Linked DNA regions of Mus musculus: region 1 is linked to region 2. A link is a loop called in an ENCODE intact Hi-C map of the cell type or tissue named here. Cell type or tissue: gastrocnemius. All regions are shown on one strand.

Region 1 (2,500 bases), 49 kb after region 2:
GTAAATTACCTGCTTTAGTCACTTGAAAAGGAAAGCAAGGGGGAAGGCCAGTTATGGGAGGTAAACTTCAAGGCAGGCACTAGGAAGAAAACCCTGTGGACAGCCATTGCTGTCACCTCATCTACGTGGCCTCCACACCCTGAATGTGCTTGGTCTTCCTTAAAATAAATGACCACTTGTCTGTTCCCCACCTCATAGAGTAGCTTCTCGTTTTCATGAGCTATCTCTAAAAATGGCTAACTGTTCACCAAATCTGCTAAAGTAATAAGTGCTGCCAAGACACAGTTCAGGTAGTCTCTTAAAACAACAACAACAACAACAACAACAACAACAACAACAACAATCTTAAAGCTATCTGCAGCTCTTAGCATGCCTGTGACCAAGGAGAGAAAAAATGAACAAAAACGAGCTTCAAGTGAAGTTTCAGTTTCAGATGATGGGTTAAGAGCTCCTGCTCACTCAGGCATTTATTTAGACCTAGAAATCCATTTGCTGTCTGCTAAAAAATATCCCCAGAGCTCTCATTCATTTCTGTAACTATCACTTTGGCTAAGTCTTAGGATATGAATACATTTTTAATCAATACGTAATTTGCTACTAAGTTCCATCCTGGGAGCTAAGCCCTACTTCTGTCTTAGTTACAGAGCAGACAGCTGCTTGGCAGGAGGGTCGGTTCGCGCCTTACCTGCAGTGGACAACCACAGGCCCTCGGCCTTCAGAGGCCAGTCTGTCTTCTTCCACATCCAACATGAGCTGCAGAAGGGGCTGGGCACTGTCTGGAGTCTTATGATCCGGCCATGAAGTGTACCAGTAGTGCTTCACATGTTGGGTGTGACTTCCTTGCTGGAAATAGCAACCAACAATCACCAAATTACTTATTCCTTTGTGGAACTAAAAGGCACCTACACTACACGACATCACTAAGTGCCTCCTTTGGCTTCCTCCTCTTGCTGGCTGCTAACTTCTAGATAGGAAGAAAAATCTAGACGCTTTCCAAAAATACCCTTTCACCTTGAGAAAGCTTTACTGTGAGTGTCCCGGGCTGACAGGAAAGCTGCGTGTCCTCTCTCTTTAAGAATCCAGGTCTGTATCTGTATCCATCACAGAGATTATAGATCACATACACACTATACACCGAGTATATACTCATAATACATTTTAGTAGCCAAAAACGTTGCTGTTGTTTGGCACAGGGTCTCACTATATAGCCCTGGCTGGTCTGGAACTCACTATGTAAGACTAGGATGACCTCAAACTCACAGAGATCCTTCTGCCTCTGCCTCCTGAGTGGTGGGATTAAAAGCATGTGCCGCCATGTCCTGCTTAAGAGGTGAAAAATATAACCAGAAAGAAAGGGATAGATTGTGTTTCCTGGTGTCTAAGTCTTGACAGATTATGCATAAACATATTAGCAGACATATGAAGGTTTGCTGGATACCCAATCCAAATTGTTCTATCCATATCTCAAATTACCTCACACCGAGGCTCCCTAGCAGTAAAGGAGCTATGTGCAATCCCTGAGGCTACAGCAGAGGCTCACACACACCATCTTAATACCCACAGCCCAGGTAGGAGGCCTGTGCCTGATCAGGCATGTGCAGGTTTCTGAAAAGCCTTCCTCTGCTACACTTTTTAATTAAGAAGCACCCTTGGGCTCTGTCTTCACTCTCTTCTTTGTGATGCTTCTATCCCAGGAGTAGGCTGCTGATAGGATTGAGGTCTTTAGGTAGGTTGTTCTTTAAAAGTGAAAATAATACCATGGCAACACTGGTTAGCATCCACTGCCCCATGGCAACCCTGGCTAGTACTTGGTGCTCCATGGCAACCTTGGCTAGCACCTGCTACCTGGCTAGTACCTGCTGCCCCATGGCAACACTGGTTAGCATCTGCTGTCCCATGGCAATACTGGTTAGCATCAGCTACCCCATGAGTTAAGTAGGACCACACTCCTAAGATTGAAACTGGTCTAGGATTACCCCTGGGAATGACCGTAACTCCAAGTTTTTTAAGATCACATGAGCACTGCAGGCTCATCTTGCTATGCACAGCCATATGTCAGTATAGACTTTCTCTTCAGTGGTTCTCATTTAAACCTGCTTAGACCATAATGACATTAGCATAAAGGTCCTGTCAGGTCTCCTGCATAAGCCTCTAGTTAAGACCCTTCTAGAAGCTAAGTCAGAAATGTCCTCTAAGAGAAAAGTAGCTGAAGCCCCAACGTCCTGCAATGTGAACTTCCTTAGTGTCCACTTACATTAATTCAATAGGCAATAATTACTTCATAGGCTAATGGTGTCAGACAACAAGGGACGTCGATAGCTTGCCTTTGCTCTCAGTACTATCTAGCTTTCACAAGTTGTATCTGTTAGGACTTAAGAAAGGAGAAACGTAACCCCTGCCCTCACTTACTGTGAAGACAACAACAGCTCACGATCTTACCTTTAAGACGAGGTTGCGGATGGTGTAGTTATCACATTCGGTCACACCGGTGACCAGAACC
Region 2 (2,500 bases):
ACACCTGTGAACTTTACCTGTCTGTAAGACCAGAGTGCTCTCTTCTCCATCCAGAGAAACAATCCTGAAGTTATAGACGGTCCCTGCTTGTAAATCCTTGGGGTTACATCCGTAGGTAAAGTTGTCTATCCGAATAGGATGGCACCACATGGGCCCCGAGGTATCACTGCTGTAGATGAGGCTAAAGTTACAGGGTGACGCGAAAGTCCTCCACTGGATAGACGCTGACAAGCTAGAGACCCTGGACTCCAACAGTGTGAAGTTACATTTCACTTGCTCTGCCACTCCAGTCTGTAAAAGAATCAGAGAGCACAGATTAAGTCCATAGCCTGCACTGCCTAGAGATGTCCGCAGCAAGCTCCCCAAGTCACCTGTCCTCACCCCTGGAGTCCAGCTACAGCTGGCCTCTCATCCTCCAGTCCAGGAAAGGGCCCACGGGGAAAGTGGCTGGCAGGAGACTTTCACCCTAGTTGTCCCACCTCCCCCAGGAACAGCTGCAGACACAGGTTGCTTTCTTGACAGCAGGGAGAGCTGTCAGTTTGGTAATGGTAGGGTTTCAGAGAGGGTGGATAGATGGCTGTCCCATAGATAGGAGGGAAGGAGCAAGAGATTTCTGTCCCTTTTTTCCTAGCAGCTCAGCCCCGGAGGCCAGCAACAGGACATATTCAGTTCTTGGCTGGGGTGGAGCATCATCCCCAGACCTTGCTCTGCCTGCTTACCTGCACGACGCTCAGTGTTATCCACAAGGCCGTTAGGGCTCCATGCCTCAGCATCTCGCTGGGAGGCCAGCCAGGGCACTTCTGGGTACCACTTGTTGAGCGCTCAGCGCGCCCTGCGGGCGGGCGCAGCGCGCTACCCTCGGGGCTGGCGATGCTCAAGGGCCGTGGCAGCCGCTGCTTCTGCTGCCGCCCCGGGCGGGCAGCGGACACGACAGGCGGCGGGGACCCGCGGCGCGCGGCCCTTCCCACGCTGCCATTCTGACCCGCGCTGCCTCGCCCCCAAAGCCCCGTCCGGGACTTCCGCAATCAAAAGGCAATTTCCTTGTCTCCCGGCAAAGGAACAATGCTCGGGAGAGGGAGGGAGCCCTGAGGAGCCAACGCCTGAGGCTGCCAAGGGGGCCTGAGGCCAGCCAAGCTGCCACCCCTCCCGCCCCCTCTGCCGCCACCCCAGCCCCCCCAGCCAAGAATCCCTTCCTGGGCCGCAAAGTCTTGCTTTCACCTCCTCCTTCACTCTCACTTTTTCCTTCTCAGTGGTCCTTGACCCTATCCTACAACCAGTAAATAGTGCTTGAGCCCTCTCGCTTTTCAGCCCCCCCTCCCTTCTGCACACCCAGAGCCCCCCTCTCTATCTTCCTTCCTATCTTTCTCCAGGACCTCTTTTTTCCCAGGCTTAAACTTGACCCGAGCACATTTCCCTGGGTCGCCCACACTCTTTCCTGAAGCCTTTTATTAGAGGGCTTTAGTCCTTCTCACCTCAAAACACTCATTTGTCACGATGTGTATCCTCTTGACATCAGCCAGAGAGAAAAGACCCGCCAAGAGCCAGCCCATCAACAGGAGCGCCATCTCTCCAGCCACTTGCCCGTTTCTGTACCACAGGTCTGTGTGTTCCCTAAATCTCAGGCAAATACTGTGAAGCTACAACAAAATATCCATCACCTATGTGCTTTAGCCCCTGCAGGCAATCCCACCACTGACCATCCAGAAGGGCATGCCATGCCCCACCTGAGAGAAGAAGGCAATTATCAGCTCAGTTCACTGGGAAACACTCCAGGACCCCAGCTTCTTTCTACGCCTTCCAAAGCAGCTGTGGTGTTTTCCACACTAACTGCAAGCGCATTAGAAACTGTCCCATACCCTGTAGAAATGTGTCTAGAAGTGGGTCCTAGAAATAACTCCATCCGAGCAGCAAAAGTGCTTAATGGAATGTAGGTAAGAATAGCGAAACATCGCAGCCACTTTCATAGTTGTAAGGTTTTGGGTGCATAACCCTACTGAAGTAACCAAGACAAGGCAGTCATGTTCGGATTCCATTTACTGTTTGCTTAAGATAGTTCTTATCCCCCCCTCCCCCCGCACGTCCTCCACCCCCATAATTGTCATGTCTGCCTTGGCAACATAGTTGAGATTTCCATACCTCGACTTTGGTCCAGATGTATTGAGCAAAATAGTTGGCAAGTTGTAACTAAAATGACCTCTATGCTCTGGCAGGAAGGAACATTTTGAGGTTCTCTTATCCTCTTCTAACTTTGACATATCTTTGTGGTTTTTGCCTTTTAAAAATGCTATATCCCTGAGCTTGAAACATTCAAGAGGTGTGTGAGCCTGCTCTTGGCCTGACCATTAATAAGCACTCAAAAGTTTTAATTGGTGTAATCAGGGTGGTTGTCAATAACTATCTTGCATGGATTGTTATACTATATTTCAAATCACTAGGAGGAATAAGACATAAATCCCCCCCCCCCACACACACACATATATTACAGAGTAGATAAACCTGT

The links. Peaks named below come from ENCODE experiments on the same cell type or tissue, not always from the same donor. Only the 100,000 strongest peaks of a DNase experiment are listed, where the experiment ranks them.
Region 1: it touches region 2 in a loop (3-fold over the local background); 6 of 42 quality-filtered maps call a loop at or near these places.

The regions. Positions count from the first base shown.
Region 1 is chr10:116,251,162-116,253,661 of GRCm38, reverse strand. Ptprr (protein tyrosine phosphatase, receptor type, R) reads right to left here. Exons shown (of 14, transcript NM_011217.2): 11 at 2,440-2,500; 12 at 686-843. Among named protein-coding and RNA genes, the nearest start is that of Ptprb, 49 kb to the left of the region's middle. In gastrocnemius, no CTCF peak of the experiment used is centred here; no DNase peak of the experiment used is centred here; H3K4me3 peaks cover 1,142 bases; H3K27ac peaks cover 1,655 bases.
Region 2 is chr10:116,299,899-116,302,398 of GRCm38, reverse strand. Ptprb (protein tyrosine phosphatase, receptor type, B) reads right to left here and starts at 1,025. Exons shown (of 32, transcript NM_029928.2): 1 at 720-1,025; 2 at 18-291. The coding sequence starts at 773. In gastrocnemius, no CTCF peak of the experiment used is centred here; DNase peaks (open chromatin) are centred at 893 and 1,049; H3K4me3 peaks cover 1,893 bases; H3K27ac peaks cover 2,139 bases.